Linked DNA regions of Homo sapiens: region 1 is linked to region 2. A link is a loop called in an ENCODE intact Hi-C map of the cell type or tissue named here. Cell type or tissue: heart left ventricle. All regions are shown on one strand. Links, peaks and the distances in the headings refer to the core of each region. The heading gives the core; the rest is flanking DNA. Region 1 holds the start of LOC107984792 (a long non-coding RNA gene). Region 2 overlaps SLC12A1 (solute carrier family 12 member 1).

Region 1 (8,152 bases), core at 1,740-5,739, 280 kb before region 2:
GAAATGAATGTTGACTAAATGGAGATGATGATTAAATGAAATAATATATGTGAAATGCCTAGAACAATGCTAAACAAATCTTAGCGACTGTTGACTGTTATATTATAGGACTCTGCTTCTTCTGCCAGGCACAGCCAATTGGGCCACCATTGTGTATCTGAACACAATTTCATTCATACATTGGACAGCAACTTACGCTACTTAAGTTCCATGGGGTACAGATTAGCCTCATCCTGCAGGGTAACCCTGGAGGGTAAGTTATACCTCAGAGTGTGTGGCCCATCAGAAAACGCTTTCTGGTCCAATCACCTCATCCTGGAAATCTGAAGTCAGACATGCAGAAAGAAGGAGGTGGGTAGAAAGGGGAACTGAAGGTGAAACTAAAGATAGTAAAAGGCTTGGGTTATAGAAGAGGCCAAGAGGGCTTCAGCAATAAGAGTTACAAGGAGGCAGAAGCATGAGTCAGCAGAAAGCAAGATAGACAAAAGCACACAGAGGAGAAGGGGAAAGAGTAAACCCCTCCAGGTGGAGTTAGAGCAGATTAGAGCAGACACAGGAAGCCATAGCAGTGGCTTCACTAGGGTGAAGATCTATGAGTCCTGCTTGTTCTGAAGTTTCAGTTCCTCAAGATCTGTTATTTCTTATTTTTCCTGCTCTTCCTGGGACCAGGCCTTTCTTAGGTTCCCAAGCACATATATTTTTAAAATAAGCCATCTGTTATTTGAGATCCTTCTAGTGGATCTCGTTTCCTTGCAATCAAAAGAACCAAATTACAAAACAAACAAACAACAAAATAAAAGCACACAATCTGATGCTTCAGCCTGCCTTTGCAAGCTCCTCTCTCAGGTTTGTACTTCCTACCAGACATAAGGCAGTGTAGCCACACCAACCAGTCTCCCATCCCTAAACATACCTTCAGTAGTCATGCTTCAGGATGTGTTCTCACGCTATTATATAACTGATGCCTGCAATTCCCTTCCCACCCATCTCAAATTCCCCTTACAGATCGCAGATGGAGTGGGCACTGCTGGTGCTTCTTCCAGATTCTCTCAGAGCTCTATAATTATTTCTGTACACCTGGTGTCTGGCTTCTGGGTGCTTTTGCTTCCAATGGACCACATGGCAACTCTCTTCAGAAGCCCACCTTCTGGCAACCGGAACCAGTTTGTATATCATTTCAAAGATCAGAAGTGTCTGGGTCAACATAGCTTCCCAACCCTGCCCACTAAGACCCTCAGTCAAAGGCCGATGAGTGTAAGACAATAAGAAGCCAGTTGCTTTGCTTGGAAGCCAGGGGCAGACTGTGAGGTATAACTTACCCTCCAGGGCTCCCCTGCAGGATCAGGCTAACCTGTCTTCCATGGGACTTGAGTAATCTCATCCTTACTGGAGTCTTCTCCTTATCCTCCCTTGCTCCCTACACCCCCTTTCTGGTTTCTCTCAGGAGCACTTCCTTAATAATCCATTTTCCCACTGTCCTCAGGGTCTGCTTCTAGGGATGCCAAGCTAAACAGCAAGGTGTTTACGCAGGGTAAACACCTCCTCTCAGATTTCCCTTGGCAGTTCCCTCTTGCCACTAGAACTCTGTACAACATTAATATAACTGATAGCACACTTCCTGGTTTTCATGTCTGTCTAGATTATCAGTTCCTCAAAGGGGAGGGTTTTGTCTTGTTAATGTTTATTTCCCCAGTGCTTAGCATAATTCTTGAAAAATATACTTTTAAAAACATACTTGTTGTATATCTATCTACAATTACCCTAGAGCTAGAGAAATGAAAAAATTATATAAAGTCCCTGATTTCTTAGAGCCTCTGGGCTTCAGTTTCCTCATATTTGAAAAGAAGGTAATTATTTCTAAGGTTTCCCAAATCTATGATCTTATATTTGAGCAGGATAATGACAATTTCTCATAATCAGCCCTGCCAGTTAATGTCTCATATCAGGAAAAACTTGAAAACCTGAATGATTATCTTTCACCTTTGAATCAAGAGATCTGATTGTCCAGGGACAACTTACAAATCCTCAATTTTATAAATGTCTATAAATGAGTCAGACAGCAGCAAAAATATTTTTAAAACTTCTGCATCACATATTCATTTATTACTCTATCATCAAACAAATGTTTATTGAATGAGTATTATGCCCAGGGCACTGTAAGCACTGGATGAAAAATCAGGCTTGGATATACCATAATTAAAATATGCATAATCATTTACAGTCAATAATGCTTACATGTGCATTTACTCAATGCGTAACAAACTGTGAGGTGATTAATATGATCTCCATTTTGCCCAAGTCTCACCAGGAGGTGAAGTGGCTTATCCAAGGTCACACAACCAATAAATGGAGACCTTAAGCCCACCAGGTCTTTTGGCTTCAAACCTTATCCCACTTCCACTCCACCATGTTACTTTCCTTTGCAGAATATCCACAGGAATCAGCCCTTTACTATATTTTCTCATTTGCTTTAGCTCTAAAACATCTTGAGATGTTTTTGAACATCATCATTGATGGTCAGACTGTTTTAAATGTTGAAAATATCTGTTTAATAAGGTAAATGCTGCTTGTACTCATTTAGCCTCTACTAAGTCTTCACAAATGATGTGATTTCATTCCCAAGGAAAAATGACACTTTCTTTGTTGGGCACACATACCAATCCAATACAAATGTAGACACTTGATAGTAGATCATACCTGTAAATAAAGTTATATATTTATAGATGTATTCAGTTGTAATAATAAGTCATACATAAAGATGCATTTAGTTATAGAAATCTAAACATATGTTTATATAAAATGCCAACATATTTCTAGATAATGGTATCTGGCGAGAGTACAAAAAGCTTTAAAACACTTGTTATGTATTCCTAGGAAACCAGGATCATGCTCAGAGCATTCAAAGAGTAAGGTGGGGGAAAATGGCATAAAACCCAAACATAAAAAACACCAACACAATAAAAATACTACTGAAATAGCTAGAATCAAGCAACATACAGTGAGAATTAGGTCTGTCAGCCACAATAAAGTGAATCCAAGTTTTCATTTATGTCAGAATAAAAAGAAACACATAAACCTGGTTGGGAGACTAGGTGCTGGATGTGCTGGAGAATAAATGCAGAAGAGGGCCAGCTTTATAAGGGAGGAGGCCAAGTTTTGGCCTAAAGGAATAAGGACTAAGGCTTTTGCAATTAGAATGTCATCAAATTCAAATGTTAAGCTTGCAAAGATGTCCCAATAGCAATCAAGTTGCTTGTTTGGTGACAAAGAAAGATCCAGTTTCAGCAGTAGTATAGTTTAAGGCTTTCTAGAGTGAAGCACTTAACCACAGAATGAATGTCCTGTGTGCATGAGCAGGGCCTATGAAGATAAGCAGGGCCTAAGATGATGAAGATCTAATCTTTCATTGGAAGACACTTGGGTGATGCTATAGGATAATGAAGATTTCATCTTCCGTTGGAGGATACCTCAGATGTCCAGATCTTTAGGTCTTTTCTTTTAGGTAAGTTTCCCTTGAGAGGAATCTTCCAATCTCCTACCTGGGGTACTGGGTAGAAACCTGGGTTCCAGAAATCTAGGAACCAATTAGAAAAAAAAAAATGATGGAATCCTACTGTTCAGCGTGCAAACTTTAATTCAAGCCCTTATTTCTATCATTGTGTCTCCCCAGGCTTTGGCTGTATCTAGCATATCTCAATCCAGAAACTTTCTGGTCCACATTCTGCACAGTACACTTAACTCAGGTGGCCTGCTGAGGTCCTCAAAGGGGTCCTGTAGCTGAACTGGAAAATGGAAAAGGCCGAAGCCATTCTTCTTTCTGAGGTTTTGCAATGAAAACTGTCCTGTATTTTGTTGACCTCCCACTGCCATTGCTTCACCACCATCTACACCCACACCTCCCCACCCCCAGACACTGGGCTTCATGTTTCTCTGGTATGCCTGCTCATTTACTCATGGTCCATCCAGTTTCCATCATCCATATTTTAGTTGAGATCCTCACTCCTCTTTTTTTTGTCCTTGTAGATTTATAATTCTCTACTCTTCTGCTTTATTTTGTTTCTAGAGAACATGGACTTCAATTCACCATCTTAATTCAGAAGTATAATGATTTAAGAAGGCTCAGCTGCAGATATGTAAAGAGAGATTTGCAAAAGCATAATCAAGTCAAGTCATGGCAAGGTCATAAGAAGCAGTCACAAAAGCAGCAGTAATTTGAGTGCGAATGGCAGTTTTCATCATGACTATGCCCGTTCACAGGGACTCTTTGAAACAGAAGTTTGGTTGGAAGCATTTCCCATTCTGCTTGTGGCAGGGCATGAAAGGGGCACAGAGGCTATGGATGCATTGTTCCCCAGGCCCAGGCTCCTTCCTGGCTGTGTGATGATGGGCAAGTTGCTGGCCTCTCCAGTTGTGTCTTTGGAAAATAGATGTAATTGCACCTACCTCATTGGGTTATGCAGAAGATGAATGAGATCATGCATGAGAGTCCCTAGCACAGTGCCTGGCACACAGTCCCTCCCATCAACAGTAGTTGAAGCTCATTCCCTCACAGCCGTTAGAATCAATTGTGGGCCTAGAGGGCTTTCATTTTGTCTCTGCTTACAGTTCTTTGCCCCGCTGGAAAAGGAGTTAGAAAGAAAGAAAAATAAAACAATAAATCACATAGGCTGTAACCTTCAGAGTCTGAAGAATGCTGCCCCAGGCAACTCCCGCACCACCCGGGAAAGTGTGCTAGACCTCCCTGTTCAACCCCATTGCCCACAGAAGGCTGTGCGAGAGTGAAGGGTGGGAACTGAGAAACGATGTTTTCTAAGCTTTCAAGCATGATCCTACCCCTTAGGATATGGGTCAAATGACCTCTTGGGACGGGAGAAAGGGAAGGGAAAGGCATTCCATATTCATGTGACTCTTGACCTACTTAAAGGTCACTCCCTGAGTTACATCAGCCGCTTCTTGGGAACACTTAGCACCTGACTATAGAGGGAGCGGCTGGCCTCTTCTTTCTGATTTAATTAGTTCCCCATGGGGTGGTTGGCTGAGAGCCCAAATTCCACACAATCTCATAACTGGAAGGAACATTCAAGATCACCCATTCAGTGCTTAACTCTCCTCTACAACATTCTCAACAAGTAGCTTTTTGCCTTATTTGAGCCCCCCGGTGAGAAGAAATTTTGGAAAAGTCTATGCTGTCTGTGGACAGCTCTAAAAGCCACAAAGTTCTTATTTAAATCAGTTCATTCTTTCACTGACTTTTAAATGAAAAGTTAGGAGCAGCAAAGAATATTAGAATCCATCTCAGCCATCAGGGACCTGACAGTAAGGGAAGGAAATGGACATTAAACACATTAAGAAGTCTAGAAGTATGAAGAATATGATAGTGTTACAGAAAGGAAAATGCAGAGTGTTAGGGGAACATTAGTCTAAAGTAATGGTTCTCAACTGGTGGGAAAGGGGGTGAGGAGGGAGACAAATTTAGCCACCAAAGGGCACTTAGCAGTATCTGGAGACATTTTTTATTGTCACAACTGAAGAGATGCTCGTGGCATCTAGTGGGTAAAGGACAGAGATGCTGCTAAACATCCTACAATACACAGGACAGCCCCCTCTACCAGAAAGAATTATCTGGCCCCAAAGGTCAGTAGTACCACTGTAGAAAAACCCTAGTTTACAAGTTTCAAGGACGGCCTGAAGTTTCAACTGTTGCCCAAAGGATGAGTCAAGATTATCCAGGTAGCAGGAAGGGAAGGAAAAAGAGTCTTAGCAAAGGGAACTACATGCATCTAGAACCGGAGGCCATTCAGCAGGCCTCCAAAGAAGAAAGGCAATTTTGGAATTGGATGTATGATTTGGCCCAGTTCTACCAACCAGGATCTTGTAGGGCAAGTTCAGTCCTCCTTCCTCCAGGGAATCCTTCAAGTGTCTGAGGACAGATGTGCCAGCCTTGATGAAATTCTTTTCCTGAAACTCTTCAGCATTGCTCTAACAAACAGGTTTGTGACTCTTCCAATCCCAGTCACACCTTGTTTACCTAAACCCCTCACTCAGGGCCATGCTGCTAGCCAAGACATTCCCCCAGATGTGAGATGATGGGCAGGGAGACAGGTGGGCCCATTACCACTTCCAGAGCTGCAGGCAAGATTCTGAGGCTGTTTCCCTAGGGGCAGTTTTCTAGGTCGAATGAATCAGCCCTGGAGACAGCCCTGTAGTCACATCAAGTTTGTCCCGCTTGTATAGAAAATGACCCCTGGCTATAATTAACCTGAAGTGTTTCTTAAAGCCCTGCCCTGAAAAACTTGAATAGAAAAGTTGTGCAGGAAGGGTGAGCCAGCCAGATGCAGATCCTCAAGCCTGTGTCCAGGGGCAGGAAGGAGGGACAAAGGAGAAAGGGGGAACTTTCTCCTAATACCATTCCTGACCTTCAGCCTTTCCAACCAAGGGTGCACACTTACATAGAGCCACCACCTTCAGGCTGCCTCTCTGCAAAAATGCTTTTCCAACCACTTTCCTGGCCAGGGTCAGCCTCTGCAGACTCAGGGCAGAACACAGCAGTCAGGTTGGGCTGCAGAGAGGGAAAGGGAGCAAAGTAGAGGAGTAGATGGATCAGGAATGAGTTTCTTCTCCTTATGTGGGGAAGGCTGGGCCAGCATCAACCCCAGGGTACAGGGAGAGTAATATGTAGCGATGGCTGGGAAAGGTTCTCAGGACCTAGCAGTCATAGGATGGCTGGGTGAGACAATCTTTGTTCATGCAGATAGGTCTAACATTTAATTACATCTCTGATCTACTACAAACAGCCAATTTACCAACGGCCAATGTGGACTTAGCCTCGAGACAAGCCATTATTCCCTCTTCTATTATGAGTTAAATGTGTTTATTTTTAAGTGTCAAAGGATAGAATGTATTGGTGGAGATATGTATTGTAGTTTGAACTGATACATTCAATAATTACTGTTTTTAATCAGAAGAGAGTCTTTTGAGGAGGTCACTCAGAAATAGTTCAGTAAGTCAATATAAATTTAACTCAACCCACAAGTACCAGTCACTTCCCCTGCATAAGACTCTGTATTAGCTACTGGGAGGGACAAAAAGATGAAAAAGAAATTAATCCCAAAAGCTGACATCTATTCTCATGTATGATGGTTAAGTAAAAATACATAGAGGTACGAAGTGCCTGAGAACGCAGAGGAAGGAGAGGAATTCTGAGAAAGAAAATCAAGAAAGATGCCATGAAAAAGGTAGCGTGTGAGCTGGGCCTTGGAGGATGAGTACGGATTTTGATGGAGGAAGGGAATTTTAAGCATGTATGAGGAAGGGAGGAAGCAAGGAAAGGAAGGAAAGTAGAAGAGAAAGATCCAGTGTGGATGAAGGAGGCAGGTTTTCTTGTTCCAGCCATTAGGTTGACAGGGCGTAAGCCAGGAGAATTTTGTCAAGGCAAGAGCCACATGGCTCCAGAGGCACTGGCATGTCTTCTTGGGGCAGAAACTGTGCTCTACCTCTCTATGGGTTCTGAGGTGCTCCTGGTACAGACATTTATTTCCCCACAAATATCCAGGCTGACTGGGTTCACATGTCAGGTGCCCTGGTTCCGCTTCAGCTTTCCTTGTGCAATTCCAGGTCAGATGAAAGCCTAGTTCTGCACTCTTTACCTTGACTGGCCATCCCATTTACCTAAATAATTTTAAAGAATGGATATGCTGAGGCACATCTGAGACTTACTAAAACCCCAGGCTGTGGCCCGGGTAACTGCACTTTTGAATGAACTTTCCAAGTGTTTCTGATACCTGTCAATGATTCAGAACAACTGCCCTGGTTGGAAGGCCATAGAAGACACCTGTTCAGTCTCTCCCCTCAGGGCCCAGTCATAGTTGGTATTTAGCAAATGGTGTCAAAAGAGCACCTTTGGGCCTAACTCAACATGAGGAACAAACAAGGAGGCAGGTCACCTGTATTCTAGTTCTGATCCTCACTTTTCTGTATGAGCTTGAATAAACATCTAAACTCTCTGTGCCTCAGTTTCCTCATCCAATAGATGAGGCTTCTAGCGGGTAAAGTGGGTAAAGGACAGAGATGCAGTTGTTTGTCACACCTAGTGTGAAAATGGAATGGGATAATATTTGAAATAAGTGTACTGAAATGCAGAAGCATTCTATGC
Region 2 (8,152 bases), core at 4,149-8,148:
AATATTAGCAATTCAGAGTGCCCATATACTGTAGTTAATAAAGCAGTGAATAGAAATCAGCTTTATAGATAATTTACCAGCTAACGACAATTATTTTTATATTGTATCACAGGCTTATGTGAGAATAACTTTTAATATAAATAAGATCGATGCTCATAACATTGTAACTTGTATACTGTAGCAACTCATCCAATACTGATGACTGATAGTTTCTCTTAATAAATTATTGCCTGACAACACACACAAAAAAAGCCATGATATTTCATACTGCTCACTTCCCAGAGGAATTTAGCAAGTTTTCCAACTACAACAAGGAGTCAAAATTGTACTGGTAAGAAATAAAGTGATGGAACATGATTTGCCATATATTGTGGTCAAGTATTCCATGTAAGTACAGCATGATTTGTGAACATCTCAGAGCACGGGGATACTGCTGTGTCTGATCAAGTGGCTTAGCAAAATAAAGACAGATGGCAGTGTAGTAAATAATTACTTGATTAGAAGGCAACCACTGCAGGATTGCTTCCTGCCTTCAATTCAACTAGACTTCACCTGGGGTACAGCACATTGATTCATATGAGCATTTACAGCTTTGAGTTGATTGACCAAGGAAAGAATTACAACTTAAAATTAATAAAGAAAAAGGATGCTGTAAAATGGGAAGGGATTCCATTCCCCAGTGGGTTTCCCTGCTCTCCCTTCTGGTGTCAGATAATTAACGACTCTCTATCCTTAAGATTCAAAGCAGATTGTAATTTGTAGGGCCTCTGCCTATTTCTAAAAGATATCTTAAAAAAAAAAAAAAAAAGACTGGGGACATAACATTTGAAGCAATCTTGACAAGTAAATTGAGTTTCAAAAAATAATCACTCCAACTGGGTACCATATAATCGATTTATAAAGCACTTGAAAATACAGTAACTACTATTCAAAGTACTTTTGGCATTTACATGACAGTATGGCTCAAGAGTCACTCTTAGTTATTACTGTGAAAACTGTTTGGGATGTGGATGACAAAATTGATTAGAAACCTGCCCTCAACTGAGAGAACCTACAGGTCTAAGCTTTTTCTTCCACCGTCATAACTTCAGGTTGAGGTTATAAACATCTTGAAAAGAGAGAAGGGCAGGCATGCTCTCTATATCCCTATTTCCATATCTCGATCTCTATCTATCTATCTCTATCTCTATCTCTCAGTAGCAATGTGGCCTTATAAACTATGACATACTACAGAATTATCTAATGTATTCAAGTTCCCAGTAGGTACCATTAAAGGATTTCCAGGTGGTGGTCTTTTCCAGGGAAAAGTCCCCTCTCCTTCCCCACTTGCCTCTCATGCTTCCATTTCCCAGGCTCTTATCTCACTGGTCCCACCTTCTGTCCTCTATCTGCCCCTTTTTTATATAACTTTGTATACGGTATTAACTGCACTTCTTTCAAACATTGTCTTTTGTACTTACCACACACACACATACACACACACACACTTCTCACACCCCCATTCTTCACAACTCTGCACTTGTTTTTCTTCTTTTATAAAGACAGTACTTTCAAAACTATTGAACTGAATTGAACAGCATTGATCTGTTCTTTAATTTATTTCAACATACAATTCTTGAGTGCCTGTTGGTGCAAACATGGGTCCAGGTAATAAACGGGAGGGGTGGCAGCATGAAGAACATGGGAGGGATAACATGAGGTCCAAGCATAGCGTTTGGAATAGACAGACCTGGGTTTGGATCCCAAATTTGACATCTTTTGTCTGTGTGATGTTGGTCAAGTTACCCATCCTCTCTGTGTTTCACTTTTTGCATTTTCCAATGGGAATAATTATAGTACCTACGTCACAGATTTGTTGTTTTGGATTAAAGAATTTGATGGCTGCAAAGTGTTTGGCATTGTACTTGGCATACAGTAAACTCTCAATAAATGTTGGTGATGAAAAATGGCGTAAGTTCTGCCCTCCAGGAGTCTGGAGTCCATTGTGAATAAGATAGACATCCAAGTCACACAGTTATAGTAGTTAGTGGAATAAAGGTTTAAGCAAGGTATTACGGAAATACAGAGGAGATTGATTCTGATTGAGAAATTTGGGGATGGTTTTTGAAAACATGCAGACTGGGTGTTCCTTCAACAGGCAGCTATTGCGATCAAGGCATATCACTGAAGGAGAAGAGAGAAGAGGGATAAACACTAGAATTGGGAGCAGAAGACTTGGGTCACTAGCTGTGCTACCTTGGACAAATCACTTGAACTTTCTGAGCCCAAGTTTCCTTTTTGGTAAAATGGGGAGAATAATACCAGCTCTGCATGCATCCCAGTATTCGTATCAAATGAGATACTATGTAGAAAGGGCTTTGTAATTTCTGAAAATTAAAAATGTAGTCGTGATGGTGGTGATGATAGAAAAAGTAATTTTTATTGTCAGGCTAGTGGAAATCAACTTATATCCATTCGTTCATACTCTCTTGGCTGGCTCCCCTTGTGGCTAATGGTATGCCTTTGCAAGTCATCTGGCCAGTATTTCTGTTGACAAAAATGTTTAGACAAAGTCTACTCTTAATTTCCCTGCATGCAAACAGAGGCAAGCAGTACACCAGATAGATCATTCAGAAGAACAGATAATCAAAACATCACTTCTGTTTAGTGTTGAAATGCGAAAAGGAAGGAGTGCACAGAAGGAGGCCTTAGATCACCTACCAAGTGAATAATTAAGAATTAACTTGAATAAGAACTTGCGAAAATCACTATGCAAATGGGAATCACACCATGGTATGGATCTGAAAATCCAAGATGGCAAAGCAAGCTGATTTTAGCCTTTAGAATAAATACTCTCTGTAATCTTCTGTCTCTATCATCTTTGAGGAAACTGCTACATCTAAAGCATTCGAGCAAAATTTGATTTTGTCTCTCAGGCCTGCAATTTTGCAGCTTGCTCTGTTCTGGATGGGCTGTGCACATACCTTCAAGCAATTGTTGGAATCGCTCCCAGTTCACTCAGCCCGCTGACTCCATTACAAAAGAGGATTTATCTTTCTTTCCCTCTTTGTCCAAACTAGAGGACAAAGAGCATGGCAACCAGTGGCTAATCATAGGGCGCACTGGAGCCTGCCCAAAAAAAAAGAAAAGAGAAGAATCCCCTCCCAGGGCAGCCCTTACAGTTGCCACATCAGAGGACTGCAAAGAGCAGGTTACCCCATAAGTGGCCCCTGCAATACCCCAGAAGACAAAATAACAGCTAGGATGCCGTCATCCAGGACAGTGACAACAAAGTCTGGGTACCAGTGCTGCTGCTCTAGTGCAGCCTTCCATATAGAACCGTATCTTTAGGGTCCTCCTTTTAAAATGACATGTTGGATGGGCCATCATTTTGGGGGATTAACTTAGCCCATTACACCATATGCCTGAGAGTGTTTAGGTTTATCTGATGATAAAGCATAGGAAGGTAATAAAACAACTCTGAAATAGTAATAATAATAAGCCACAGGAGGAAGGTCTTCATGGTGGGAAGCATATGCAGATCTCTTTGCATATGAACCCTGTAACTTGCTGGGTGATATCAGGCAACTCACTTAACCTATTAGTTTCTTCATCTACAAAATGAAGATGATAATAGTAGTAACTATCTCAGAGTTGTTTAGAAAGGAATAAAATGCAACACAGTCCCTGGCACCCAAAGAGTGTGCAATAAATAGCAATTGCTAAAATAACTCCCAGGCATCTCAAAATACTCAATTTGTTTTGCATGACTAGGCCCATTTCCAAAAGTTGCATAAATATACTGCCTATAGAATGCCATTCTTGCTCTGTTTTTTAAGGACCTCCAAAACACTATGCAGAAACTTTGTTTATTCTTTTTGCAAAGCTTGGGGGGTGGGAAAAGGAAAGGGTTACAGTTTTCCATTTCACAGACGGGAAATCCGAGGCATAGAAAAAGTAAATTACTTGCCTAATGTCACATAAAGCCAGCAGCAGAGCTGTAATTGGTTGTGACCCCCCAGTGCAATGCAGCTTGTCTTCTCCTTTCAAAAGTCAGGGGTAAGCAACTTCTGTCTCAGCTTTAATACCATCAGTCTAATTTCTCAGATTTTCTATAGCTGCTGATCTTGAGAACCTTTGAAGCTTTGGGGAAATCACATGGGTGATTTGACCTTAAATCTCATGCCACTCGCAAAAGATTAATTGCTAAGACCTGGAAAGGGGCCAGACAATTCTGTGTAGCTGAATAGCAGCATCGTCTAGGGATGTGACTGTCCTGACAGATTTAGTTAGTACATAATTGATAAATCTAGAGTTTGTATAGCTTCGCTTCACAGATAGATAACGCAATGGGCTCCAAGGGTTGACATTTACAGAAGCTCTCCCAGTGTTTTGTAACACTGAATCTAGGTTTTCTATCCTCTTCCTCTGAGCATTGCTCATTTTCTAAGGCTCTGTTCTCAGCAGGCAATAAGATGAGGGCATCTGACAAGAGTGCCACCTCACCCAGTATAAGCAAGAAGCAAGAAGCCTCCTAAGTGTAGCACTGTCATATGACTGCTTTGAAAGTCTTATTTACCCTGATTCAGTGCAGGGTGAGGTCAAAGAGAGATCCAGCACATTACATAGCAGCTAGGAAATTTTCGTCACAATCGGAATCCAAAAAAGATAAAAGGCAGCCAGATACAACATCAAAGCTTGGATAGTGTGTCTCAACCTTGGGCAGGAAATTTTGCACTGCTTGACTCCTGTTCCAGACTAAAACATGTCACAAGACCCCTTTTAGCAATTTGAACTCTGACAGGCACCCAGAAACCTCAGCTTTTATTTCTTTGACTTTGGTCACCCACTCCACAAAGTTATTTTGCTTATTGAAAGGAATTGGTGGTGGATATTTTCCATTGTAATTTGTATCCAGAGCCTATAGAGTTTATTGTAAGATTTTGTTATCTTTTCTTAATTCTTGCTGTCTAGTTTTATGTTTCAATTCATGAAGCATTGTTGTGTGGCTGATATATACTCAGTGTACTTCTGTAATTTTGTCACTTCCAGTTGTAAAACATCTGACCCACTAGCTTAGGTCAGTAAATCAGTGGCTTACAGTGTGAAAGATTTTCTGTTTGTTTGTTTTTGCATGGTAGTGAATAAGGGTGGCATTAAATAGCCTCTCTTGCCCTCACAAATAAAAATGCTGTAACTTCATGTATCATAACTTAACACATAGAGCTGTTTTTCTAAGCTAGTTGTGACAACTTTCTGAATACAATTTACTAAGATACATTACTTTTTCTCTTTTCTTTTGGAGACACGATCTCACTCTATTGCCCAGGCTGCAGTGCAGTGGCATGATCATGGCTCACTGCAGCCTCTACCTCCCAGGCTCAGGTGATCCTCTCACCTCGGCCTCCCAAGTAGCTGGCACTACACACCACACCCAGCTGATTTTTGTATCGTTCATAGAGATGGAGTTTCACCATGTTGCCAAGTCTGGTTTCAAACTCCTGGGCTCAAACGATACACCCATCTTGGCTTCCCAAAGTGCTGAGATTACAGGCATGAGCTACCTCACCCAACCAAAATATATTACTTGTATTAGAAGATAATATATAAAAATCATTTAGAAAAAATTACTATGTATAAACAATTATTTTATCACATACATACCATTTTAAATATTAAAAGTTTATAAGATTGTTTCTAGAAACTTTGTAGTTCTGAGTTAAGTAGGTGATTTTGTCTTCTTTCATCAGAGGAATTAGAGAGATTAGAACAGGAGAGACTAGCATTGGAAGCGACTATCAAAGATAATGAGTGTGAAGAGGAAAGTGGAGGCATCCGAGGCTTGTTTAAAAAAGCTGGCAAGTTGAACATTACTAAGACAACGCCTAAAAAAGGTAAGAACTTTTTAAAATTTGCAAAAAAGTTTACAAGATGAGTCACTATTTGAGCATCTATGAAGAGTCCGAAGTCAGCATCTAAGATGTTGGGAGCATTGAGTGTGGGTAGGAACTGAAAGGTTTCTCTCCAGAAGGTAGTATGGATAAACGGTAGCAGCTATTGTCATTTATCAACCTCATTAAGTACTTTGTACCATCTTACTGTCAAAAATTATTTTTTAAATGTAATATTTGGTTTGGAAGTCAAATAGTGCTTAAGCAGATTGCATGCCATAAAACAGAAGTTTCTCAGTTAAGATGGAAAGGGGATAGAAATTTAAGAGCCAATACCCAAACTGTCTTATCCACAGACACCCTTACCTTTCAGACATTTCAGGGAACTGAAATACGACTAGTACATGCAAATACGGTATCCAGCTGGAACGCTGATTTCAACAAAAGCATCTTTATCACAAACCAGAATGCACGACTTAGAACTTTATTGGTACTCACTACCTGTAGATTTCATCTAAATGCTACACTTATATGTGGACTTATGGTATGCAGTCCTGGGACAAAGGATCAGAGGTTGGGAGAGCTTGTTACACATTTTATAAACAGATGATTCAAACGTTTGGTTTTTTGAAAATTACTTCCCGAAACGCTATGGGTTTGAGTTTAATGAGGTCCACAGTGACCTCTGCTGGTCAAAAATCAGAATGTTACCAGGCATTTGTTTATGCACGAATGTCCTGTAGTTACTGAAGTCATACACTGGTGTGAGGCCAGGAAAAGATGGTTTCTCTGGGAGGGTCTCCAAGTCAAACAGCAGGATCCAAGTGGAGACTTAGCAAGCTTCTGGTCTAGGTTGACCGGCGCCAACCCTTTAAAGAGGCCCTTCGACAAGGCCATCTCCTACCCTGTAAATCGTTTGTCTGTTTGCTTTCCTACTATAGCCCAAGGACGAAATTTCACCTGTAATATAATAGTTTTATATATCCACAGAGAATGATGGGAAATCCAGATATTGCCCCACTTCAAATACTCTGGCTACTGTCGAGCTCCTGGGATACCCCATGGGCCGTGGCCTACTCCTTACAGTCCACCTTAAAATGACATAAATGATGTGTTTGAATTCAACTTGAAGCTACATCAGGACTTTTAGGGTGAAAATATTTAAATAAGACTGTTCTGGATGCTAACTATTATCTTCTTTTCTTTCTAATTATTTGGTTTAACTGTGAAAAAAGTTAACAATCCATTAAATCTGCTCTATTAAGTGGTACAGTCTGGAAAATAATGGGAAATTCCAAAGTCATAGCCCAATAATGTGCTCCAACTAGAGAGAGGGAAGCATTAATGTCCTTATTATGACAGCGGGACTTGTTATTTATTCTGGAAGCTTATTTCTGCGTCACAATACTTGTTTTGGCAAAAATATACTCTTCCAAAAGTCAACATGTCAAATTGTTCAGAAAAGAAAAGTAATAATGTTATATACTGTTTTAATACCTAGAAGTTTAAACACAGCTCTAAAGTGGGCCCATTCACTACTCTGGGCTTCCATTGCTTGTCAACTCTTTTGAGTTCTAGACGAGAACCAATCCTGCCTCCAGGTACCTGAGTGTGAACAGGAGGCCTCTGGCTGCTTTGACTTGTCTGTAAGTGAGGGCAGAGCTTGGTCCATTTTGTAAATAAATTTTTCTCCCTCAGCGGTCCCAGGGATGTAAAAACAATATCAGATCATTGCTTCAGAACTGACAGACTCTAAACATGGAAACAACAAAAGATAAAACAAAGCATCTTCAGAACCTCTTAGATCAGAGAGGAAGCTCTGAAGAGGCTGTCAGCCCTCCTCTAAGCACCAGGCTGACACCACCACTTTGAAACACAGCAATAAAGTCATGACTTTCAAAGACACAGATATGAGAAATGCTACGTACGCTGTGGCAAATAAACCCCTCTTGGCAAACAGGAACAGGTCCAGTTCCAACACTGGCCGAGTTCCCTGGTACACTTTCACTGTATCCATGTTAGGGTAGAAATCACATTTAAAAAAATTGTAACTATTTTATATACACCCTTAATTATAACTCAAGTAAAGATGTTTTGTATTTCCATATTTTCTAAGGTTTTTTTTTTTTCATCTAATTCACAAAGATTCAAATAGCTCAAATGGCTTTACTTTAGCTTCGCAAGATTCCTTGAAAAGAAAGCAGAAGAGTAAGCCAGGCCAACTAAGAGACTAAATAGTCATAGAGTTCAAGATGCACACAGTCCCTGGCAAATTTTATAAA

What was found. A loop is a pair of places that touch in the nucleus more often than their neighbours do. Peaks named below come from ENCODE experiments on the same cell type or tissue, not always from the same donor. Only the 100,000 strongest peaks of a DNase experiment are listed, where the experiment ranks them.
Region 1: a loop joins it to region 2, with 2.4 times the contacts of the local background. A loop is called at or near these places in 6 of 110 quality-filtered maps.

The regions. Positions count from the first base shown.
Region 1 is chr15:48,001,389-48,009,540 of GRCh38, forward strand. All of the region lies in intron 2 of LOC124900354 (a long non-coding RNA gene), which reads left to right. It overlaps LOC107984792 (a long non-coding RNA gene), which reads right to left and starts at 4,852. Exons shown (of 2, transcript XR_001751522.2): 1 at 4,444-4,852; 2 at 2,070-2,697. It overlaps LOC105370805 (a long non-coding RNA gene), which reads left to right and starts at 3,183. Exons shown (of 3, transcript XR_001751519.2): 1 at 3,183-3,502; 2 at 3,671-3,933; 3 at 4,064-4,663. It overlaps LOC102724553 (a long non-coding RNA gene), which reads right to left and starts at 1,581. Exons shown (of 3, transcript XR_001751520.2): 1 at 1,320-1,581. RefSeq lists an enhancer at 342-491. In heart left ventricle, for the core only: no CTCF peak of the experiment used is centred there; no DNase peak of the experiment used is centred there.
Region 2 is chr15:48,279,377-48,287,528 of GRCh38, forward strand. SLC12A1 (solute carrier family 12 member 1) reads left to right here. Exons shown (of 27, transcript NM_000338.3): 21 at 5,730-5,873. Among named protein-coding and RNA genes, the nearest start is that of DUT, 48 kb to the right of the region's middle. In heart left ventricle, for the core only: CTCF peaks have their summits at 6,562 (motif pointing left) and 6,763; no DNase peak of the experiment used is centred there; H3K4me3 peaks cover 289 bases.